2 separate regions of the Homo sapiens genome follow, and region 2 is linked to region 1. A link is an interaction called in ENCODE POLR2A ChIA-PET data of the cell type or tissue named here. Cell type or tissue: PC-9. All regions are shown on one strand.

What was found. ChIA-PET counts read pairs that join two places held together with the same protein. Peaks named below come from ENCODE experiments on the same cell type or tissue, not always from the same donor. Only the 100,000 strongest peaks of a DNase experiment are listed, where the experiment ranks them.
Region 2: POLR2A ChIA-PET joins it to region 1 with 7 read pairs; 3 of 35 experiments call an interaction of 5 or more read pairs at or near these places.

What each region holds. Positions count from the first base shown.
Region 1 is chr10:114,149,707-114,154,706 of GRCh38, reverse strand. CCDC186 (coiled-coil domain containing 186) reads left to right here. Exons shown (of 16, transcript NM_018017.4): 4 at 3,487-3,615. Among named protein-coding and RNA genes, the nearest start is that of MIR2110, 22 kb to the left of the region's middle. In PC-9, no CTCF peak of the experiment used is centred here; a DNase peak (open chromatin) is centred at 3,046; H3K27ac peaks cover 1,563 bases.
Region 2 is chr10:114,406,196-114,411,195 of GRCh38, reverse strand. No RefSeq gene overlaps it. Among named protein-coding and RNA genes, the nearest start is that of AFAP1L2, 4.2 kb to the right of the region's middle. In PC-9, no CTCF peak of the experiment used is centred here; a DNase peak (open chromatin) is centred at 2,065; H3K27ac peaks cover 1,388 bases.

The DNA of each region.
Region 1 (5,000 bases):
TTAATAGAGTGAGTTGGGAAGTGTTACTTTTTGGGGGAAGAGCAAAAATTTGTGAAGAATTGGTATTCTTCTTTAATTGTTTTAAAGAATTTTACCTGTGTAGCCACCTGGGACTGAATTTTTCTTTGTGGGTAGGTTTTTGTTGTTGTTGTTCTTTTTTATTATGCTAATTCAGTCTCTACTTGTTATAGGTCTATTCAGATCTTCTATTTCTTCTTGAGACAGTTTTGGTAGTTTGTGTCTTTCTAGGAATTGTTCATTTTGTCTCTAAGTTAAATTGTTCATACTATTTATTTATTCAATTATTTTTATTTCTATAAGGTCAGTAGTAATGTCCCTCTTTCATTTTGATTCTAGTAATTTCAGTCATCTTTCTTTTTTCTTCAGTCATTCCAGCTAAAGGTTTGTCAGTTTTCTTCATCTTTTCAGAGAACCAGTTTTTGGTTTTGTTTGTTGTCTCTGTTTTTCTTTTTCTTTTCTTTTTTTTTTTTTTTTTGAGACAAGGTCTGGCTGTTTCACCCAGGCTGGAGTGCGATGTTGCGATCTCGGTTCACTGCAACCTCTACCTATGAGGCTCAAGTGATCCTCCCACCTCAACCTCCCGAGTAGCTGCTACTACAGGCGTGCATCACCACATCCAGCTAATTTTTGTATTTTTTTGTGGAGATGGGTTTTCACTATGTTTCCCAGGCTCGTCTCGAACTTGTGAGCTCAAGCGATCCACCTGCCTCAGCCTCCCAAAGTGCTGAGATTACAGGCATGAGCCACTTCACCTGGCCTTGTCTCTGTTTTTCCATTCTAGTTTTTATTTTTTTCTTCCTCCTCTTTGTGTTTGGTTTAGTTTGCTGTTTTTCTGGTGTCTTAAGATGCAAGTATAGGTTATTAATTTGATACCCTGTCTTCTTTTTTTTTTTTTTTTTGAGACGTCATTTCGCTCTTGTCACCCAGACCGGAGTGCAGTGGCGTGATCTTGGCTTACTGCAACTTCCACCTCCTGAGTTCAAGCGATTCTCCTGCCTCAGCCTCCCAAGTAGCTGGGATTACAGGCACCCGCCACCATGCCCAGCTAATTTTTGTATTTTTGGTAGAGACGGGGTTTCACAGTGTTGGCCAGGCTGGTCTCGAACTCCTGACCTCAAGTGAGCCTCCTGCCTCTGCCTCCCAAAGTGCTGAGATTACAGGCTTGAGCCACCCCGCCTGGCCCCCTTTCTTCTTTTTTAATATAGGTATTTGTAGTTATAAATTTTCCTCTAAGCATTCCTTTAGATGTGTCTCCTGAGTTGTGGTATATTATGTTTGCATTTTTATTAGTCATCTAGTACTTTCTAATTTCCCTTGCAATTTCTTCTGTGTTTCTTTAGCAGTATGTGGTTTAATTTTCACAAATTTGTGAATTTCCCATATTTCTTTCTGTTACTGAGGTCTCATTCCATTATGGTTGGAGAATATGCTTCATATGATTTTAATCTTTTAAATTTATGGAAGTTTGTTTGTAACCTAGCATATCCTCTGTCATGGAATATTCCATGTGCACTAGATGAAAACGTATACACTGCTGTTCCTGGGTGGAGTGTTGTATAGATGTATTAGATTCCATTGTTTTGTAGTGTTTAAGTCTCCTATTTCTGTGTTAATTTTCTGCCTAATTCTATTTATTATTGAAAGTAGGATAGTGAAGTCTCCAACTATTGTTGACTTATTTTCCCTTTTATTTCTGTTAGTTTTTGCCTCATATATTTTGATGCTACATTCTTAGATGCATATACATTTATCTGTTAGATCTTTCTGATGGCTTGATCTGTTTTATTTTTGTGAGCTATTCTTTATCTCTGGTAACATTCTTAATTTTAGTCTGTTTTTTATGTAAATATAGCCACTCTTCCTTATGATTGCTGTTTGCATTATATATTTTTTTCCACTCTTTTCAGTTTACTTGCATTTTGAACCTAAAATGCCTTCTATAGACAACATATAGTTGAATCTTGTTTCTTTAATTAAGTCTGTTAGTTTCTGCCTTTTGATAGGATTATTAAATCCACTTTCATTTAATATTATTGATGGTGGGATTTATGTCTGCCATATCTTTCGTTTTCCATGTTTCATGTCTTTTTTCTTCCCCTATTCCTCCTTCACTGCCTTCTTTTGCATTAAGTGAATGTTGTCCAATATAACATTTAAATTTCTTTCATGATATTTTCACTATACAGTACAGAGTTCCCCCTTATCTGAGGGGAATTTATTCCAAGATCCTAAGTAGATGCATGAAATTGTCAATAGCACTGAACTCGATTGCCATCAATCAGAATATGTTTCTGTTTATGTCTGCCCCTGACAAGTGAATGCCCTTTTCATCCTTTTTTTTTTTTTTCAGAGACAGGGTCTCATCACTCTGGCTGGCGTACCATGGTGGGATCACAGCTCACTGTAGCCTCAAACTCCTTGGCTCTAGCAATCTTCCTGCCTCAGCCTCCTGAGTAGATGGGACTATAGGCATGCACCACCATGCCCAGCTAATTTTTAAAATTTTTTGTAGAGATTGGGTCTTGCTGTGTTGACCATGCTGGTCTTGAACTCCTGACCTCAGGCAATTCCCTCTCCTCAGCTTTCCAAAGTGCTGGGATTACAGGCATAAGCCACTACCTGGCTCCTTTCCCGTCTTAACAAAGTACTTATGCAGTGTGGCCATAACTTTTGAAGTTTGAGGTGTGACAGCAAAACTAGCATGAATTTCTTTTTTCTTCTTCACAGTTTCATGGATAGAAGATTCATTCTTACTGTAGATCTTAGCAACCTCAGTATATGATTTTTTTCTTTCAAGTCACCATTTCACTTAAAATAAGCACTTTAAAGCCTCTCTTTGGCACATGTGAATTGCCAGCATCACTATTCTTATACTCTGGGGCCACTAATAAGTAAACTCACTTATTAATTAAGGGCTAAGTGTTGCTGCACACAAGCACTGTCGTCCTGCCATAGTCAGTCTGGTAACTGAGATGGCTACTAAGCGACTAACTGGCAGGTAGTGTGTACAATGCAGACATGCTGGACAAAGGGATGACTCACAGTCTCAGTGAGACATAGTGAGACAACACAAGTTTTCATCACACTACTCAGAATGGCATGCAATTGAAAACTTGTGAATTATTTCTGGAAGTTTTTATTTAATATTTTTGAACTGTGGGTGACTGAAGGTTGCTGAAACCATAGAAAGTGAAGCCACAGATAAGGCGGGACTCTACTGTATTTCTTTGTGTTATTCCTTTGTGGATGTTCTAGGGGTTGCCAGATACCTTAACTTAATGGAATCTCCAGATTTTTACTAAATGACAGTGAGATATAGAAACATTGCTAAAAGTTTTTATTTCAATAGCTGAAGTATATTCATTGTATTCTTTATGTTTATTTACTTTGTTTATATTTATTTGCAGTATTGGTGGTGTATTTGGTATAGCTATAAAAATAATTTGGAAATAATTTTCTTTACAGTTAGAATCAAGAATAGAAGAACTTAATAAAGAAGTTAAAGCTTCCAGAGATCAACTAATAGCTCAAGACGTTACAGCTAAAAATGCAGTTCAGCAGTTACACAAAGAGATGGCCCAACGGATGGAACAGGTATTTCTCACATCGTTGTCATTATTAACTTGATATTCTGGTGACTCTTGTTTGTTAAAATAAGCTAACACTGTTAGACTATTTTGGACCTCACTATTGTATTAATACTAGGTGATTCTTTTATATAAAAGTAAGCCATTAGGCCAGACGTGGTGACTCACATCTGTAATCCCAGCACTTTCAGAGGCTGAGGCAGGCAGATTGCCTGAGGTCAGGAGTTTGAGACCAGCCTGGCTAACATGGTGAAACCCCATCTCTACTAAAAATACGAAAAGTTTAGCCAGACGTGGTGGCGCATCCCTGTAGTCCCAGCTACTTGGGAGGCTGAGGCAGGAGAATCACTTGAACCCGGGAGGCGGAGGTTGCAGTGAGCCGAGATTGCACTGCTGCACTCCAGCCTGGGTGACAAAGCAAGACTCTGTCTAAAAAAAAATAGTAAGTCATTAAAAATTCTAAAGCAATATATAAATACATACAGATGAATAAAAAAGTGTATGGAATAAAAATTTTTTTTTTAATCTGTACATATTCTTCCCCTGCCTACAATCCTTTTATATCCCATTCCTTGTTCCATAGCTAATTATTGGTATTTTGATTATGTATCTTACTACATATACATGTACAAGTCACACATGTTTATTTGTACATGGTCATATACTTTTTTCCCCCATTTGATTGGAATGATACTATACATCTTTTTTGTAACCTTTTTTCCCATACTTAATATACCTTGGTAATCTTTTTAAGTTGGTATATATGATCTCAGAAGAGGTAATTTTAAGCAGTGCTTTTTTATTACTTGCCTGAACTCTTTATGGATGACGTCTTTGTCATCTTCATTTCTGTATCCACAAAACCTAGCACAGTATCTGACTAACAATTAGTCTTCACAATGAATTGAATCTGAAAGGGTTAACTCACACCTTCATTATTTGAATGTGATGGATCCCACCCTTTCTACCCCGAAGCTGCTACTGTAGATGGCATTCTGGAAGGACTTTAGGAAACAGATTATCCTCAGCCTTTATTTGGATGATTCTTTAAAACATGCTGACTCCTTGCATTAGAAATGTTATGTTTAACTCTCCTGCTATCAGTTCTGAACCCTTTTGTACCAATTGAAGGGAAATACAGAGCCTAAGAGCTTAAGAAGTAACTGGTTTTAGCGGGCCCAAACATAGCCAGCCAGTCATTAGAATCACCTGGTGAGCCAACCTGCCTGCCTGCCTGCCTTCCTGCCTGCCTGCCTGCCTTCCTGCCTTCCTGCCTTCCTGCCTTCCTTCCTTCCTTCCTTCCTTCCTTCCTGCCTTCCTGCCTTCCTTCCTTCCTTCCTTCCTGCCTTCCTGCCTTCCTTCCTTCGTCCCTTCCTCCCTTCCTCCCTTTCC
Region 2 (5,000 bases), 260 kb before region 1:
AGCAAGGACTCAAATAGATATCTGTACACTAATGTTCATAACAGTATTATTCAAAATAGCCAAAAGGTAGGAGCAACCCAAGTGTCCATTGACAAGTAAGGGATAAATAAAATGTGGTATATACATACAATGGAATATTATTCATCCCTGAAAGAATGAAATTCTGATATATGCCACAACATGGATGAACCTTGAAGACATGCTAAGTGAAACAAGACAGACACAAAAGGACAAATACTGTATAATTCCACTTATATAAGGTGCCGAGAATATCAAATTCATAGAGATAGAAAGTAGAATAGTAGTTTCCAGGGGCTAGGGAGAAGGAGAATGGGGAGTTACTGTTTAATGGGGTACAGTTTCGGTTTGGGGTGATGAAAAAGTTCTGGAGATGAATAGTGGTGATAGCTGCACAACAATTTAAATGTATTTAATGTCACTGAACTGTACGCTAAACATTATTAAGATAGTAAATTTTATGTATATTTTACCACAATAAGGAAAAAAAATTATTTCATCCCTTCAAGGCTTTGTTCAAAGGCCACCTCCTCCATGAAGCCTTCCTCCTGCTTTATCCCACCCCATGCCCAACCAGACCTGATGTGCCCTTTAGCAATAATCTGTTTCACCAATCTGAACTAGAAAAGACATTTTGTAGTTTTTATTTTCCTTTTCACAGAAACCCCAAGAGGGATAAAAAATGGGACAATCATTCATTTCTTCATTCAACAGGCATGACTGAGTACCTACTATGTGCCAGGTGCTATATTAAACACAACAGCAGGGGATTAATGCAATACACGAGAGCACTGTGAGTAGGGGCAGATTGCCTGGAAGAGCCAGAGTGTGGGGCTGTGCTGAGAAGGGGGTGCAGGCTTCTTGGGTCGGGGGACATCCTCAGAGGAGTGGCTTTTGAGCTGGCTGTGATACAGAATGTGTAGGCATGACGCTGAGAATAGTTTCAGGAATGGCTTTTGACAATACATGATCACAAAAGAGTGCCTGGGTGAGAAGTCTGGTCAGAGACACTGCTTCAGTGGGACTGCCTTGTGCCCTGCCCACCTGTGGCCTTGGGCAAGTTACTCAAGGTCTCCATCTGTGAAATGGGGGGAAATAATATCTGCTGTCCAGATCACTGTGAGAATTAAACAGGATAAAGTCTGTAAAGCAACTGCCTTCTGGTGGGTACCCCCTCCTTCTTGTCTCAGCTGGAGAAGCCCCTGGTGTTTGAAGGAACATCTCTGCTGCTGAGAATTGGTTTAGGACAGTAGGTGATCCTGAAGCTCAGTTCTCTTCCTCTGGACACTTTCAGCCAACACACCCAGGGGGCCTAGAGCCCTCCTACCCCATCTGAGCTCAGCGGAAACACTCGCTACCTGGATTGCAGGGCAGCGTTACTCAGTCTGCTCTGAGGACTGTCTGCATTGGAATGGATCGTTTCTGATCCTGTGGTCCAGGGTGGGGTCAGTGGTAGCACCCCCAGAGGATTGAGCATGAGCTAGGAACCAGATCGTCTGATTCCTGAGGCCAAAAACCCAATGAATTTGAATCGGAATGTGAATGAACCCTGTGTGGACGTTGCAAAGCCACAAGGGGTTAAATTGCACCCAGGTTTTGGAGAGGAGGAGACAGTGCTGAGCTTCCAGAGGCCCAAGATTCCTATTGATGGTTTTAAGTGGTGGGGTTTTTTATTTTTTTCCCTTCAGTTTTGTTCTTGGAAAAGGCGGTGAATTCCCATTTTAAATTCACTCTGCATACATTTCTGATTGATTTTTGTTTTGTCTAGAGCCTCTGGGATTTGCCAAGTCTCCATCAATAAACTAGAGAGGATTTAGGGAAGAGGTAATTAAAGGGGCTGGGGCAAGAGAGGAAAGGGGGAGAGAGGACAGGCAAAATGGAGATATCGAGCTGTCCCCAGCCTGCAGGGAGGGTGCTGCGGTTACAGGAAGTGTTCAGGGAGATGGCTATCAAAGGGTTTGCCGGGGTGAAACTGTCCAGTTGGAGCCCTTCGAAAGCCTGAACTAAGGGCCATGGTAAAGTCCAGGAAATTGGAGTCAGGAAACTTCATTTTTGAGTCCTAGTTTTGAAAGAGATTCCTTTGAGACTTTGGGTGAGTCACCTAACTTCTTTGCTTCCTCATTTGTGAAACAGAGATAGCTCAATTTGCTCCTAGCCACCCTGGTGGGAGAGTCAACTCAAGCAAAACGGCTGCTGAGTGGGACCTTGTAACCTGGCCCTGCTGACCCCAATTGACAGCCAGGGCTGGGAACAGAGACTTGAGGCTTCCTTCAAAAGGAAGAGTTACACCATCAGATTCGCCCTGAGAATTTGAAAGGAAACCAGGACCCATTGCTAATAGTCTCTTGACACCGGTAGAATAGAGGGTGGATGCCAGGCCGGGCCATTTGCAATATGAGGAAAGGAAGGGAAGGAGAAAGAGAAGGCAAAAAGGCAAGACACCATCCGTCCTGCCCCACTTTCCAGTTCCAGCTTGCATGGAGGCCCGCGGAACGCTGTTCCCTCTCCTCTTATCCATGAGACGTCAGCATTCTTGCCACAGCCTCTGACTTTTCTATTTCTTGAGCCCTCCTGAGCAGGCCCACGTGGAACAGGGTGCTGATGTAAGGGGCTGAGCTCCAGGGCTCAGACCCAGTGTTCTAACTCCCCTGGGAGCACCATGGGCCTTTCACTTTCTCCCTTCAACTCCCCAACCTGCAGCCACTTCTGAGTGTGACTCTTTTCCTGCTCATTGTCTCCATCCCCACCCCCAAAGCAGCCCAGGAGAGCAGGACTTGTTTGCCCTGCTCATGCTCTGCAGTTCCTGGAGACACCTGGCACACAGCAGGCCCCACATCTGAGGGCTGCATGACGCTGTTCACCTAACCACTCAAATTGCTGGAAACTGCAGAGTCGGCCTCAGCTCTTCTCCTCCCTCACACTCTGCTCAGGCACAACTTCCAGAAGGTTGCTGCCATCAGTCCTCTCTTCCCCATTGGCTTTTCCACCACCCCATAGCTTCTCACCTGGGGGGTACAACTGCCTCCTGTGCTCCCCCTGCTCTCAGCCCCTGGGGGATCCCCGGGGCACCAACACTCTTCAGTGCTGTCTAATCACCTCAGCTCAGCACTCTAGGCCCTGGAACAGTGCTGCACCCACCTTTCCAGCCTCACTTGCTTCATTCCTGGCTTCTCCCTTTCTGCTACAGCAACAGAGCTGTTTGACCCTGAAAAGGCTCATCTCCCTGCCTCTGTTCCCACTGTCCTTTCTGCCTGGAAAGCTGCACTCACTGTACCTTTCCTGTCACCTCACTAACTCGAACTCATCCCACTCAGCCAGCTCGTCGCACTCTTCAAATTCATGGAACTCAGTGCAGCCGTTGCTGCTTCAGTGTCCTCTTGTGTGTTCCCAGAATCCCTCGTGTTTCTGTCTTATCAGAGCATCTACCTCACTGTGCTGTGTTGTTCACTGGTCTGTGTGCCCCATGAGATGGTAACAAACAGCCTGGCACTTCCTATGAGTGCCAAGAAGTTTTGTGAATATTTGGGGCTGGCAGAGTGACTCACACATATAATCCAAGCGCTATGGGAGGCCGAGGTGGAAGGATCACTTGAGCCTAGGAGTTGGAGGCCCCATCTTTATAAATAATAAATTAACAACAACAACAACAAAACTAGGCGAGTGTCATGGTATGTGCCTGTAGTCCTAGCTACCTGGGAGGCTGAGGCGGGAGGATTACTGAAGCCCAGGAGGTTTTTTTTTATTGTTGTTGGTTTGTTTGTAAACATTTTATTTCATTTTAATTTTTGATTTTATTTATTTATTTATTTTTGAGACAGGCTTGCTCTGTTGCTCAGGCTAGAGTGCAGTGGTGTGATCTCAGCTCACTGTAACCTCCAGTTCCTGGGTTCAAGCAATTCTCATGCCTCAGCCTCCCAGGTAGCTGGGATTACAGGTGTGCACCACCATGCCCGGCTAATTTTTGTATTTTTAGTAGAGACTGGGTTTCACCACGTTGGCCAGGCTGTCCCGAACTCCTGACCTCAGGTGATCTGCCCGCCTCGGCCTCCCAAAGTGCTGGGAAATACAGGCATGAGCCACCACGCCTGGCCTAAATATTTTATTTCATTTAACACAATACATTCCAGTTTTACCTTAAATATATTTTTAAAAATATTTAATTTTCTGATTATTCTTCTTTTTCTTTTTAAACTTTTATTTTAGATTCAGGGCAAATGTGCAAATTGTTATATAGGTAAATTGTGTGTCATAGGGGTTTGGTGTGGAGATTATTTAATCACACAGGTAGTAAGCATAGTGCTCAATAGGTAATTTTTCAATCCCTACTCTCCTCTCACCCTCCACCCTCAAGTAGGCTGTGGTGTCTGTTGTTCCCTTTTGTGTGTCCATGTGTACTCAGTATTTAGATCCCACTTAAAAGTGAGAACATGTGGTATTTGGTTATCCGTTCTTGCATTAGTTTGCTTATGAAAATGACCCCCAGCTCCATTCTTCCTTGCTGCAAAGGACATGGTCTTGTTCTTTTTTATGGCTGCATAGTATTCCATGGTATATATGCACCATATTTTGTTTATCCAGTCTACTGTTGATGACCATTTAGGTTGATTCCATATCTCTGCTATTATGAGTAGTGCTGCAATAAACATACATGTGCATATGTCTTTATGGTAGAACCATTTATATTCCTTTGGGTATATATCCAATAATGGGATTTCTGGGTTGAATGGTAGTTCTGTTTTAAGTTCTTTAAGAAATCACCAAACTACTTTTCACAATAGTTGAACTAATTTACATTTCCACCAGCAGTGTATAAGCATTCCATTTTCTCTGCAACCTCACCAGCATCTGTTATTTTTTGACTTTTTAATAATAGCCATTCTGACGGTATGGTATCTCATTGCAGTTTTGATTTGCATTTCTGTAATGATCAGTGTGAAGCCCACGAGTTTGAGGCTGCAGTGAACCAAGATTGTGCCACTGCA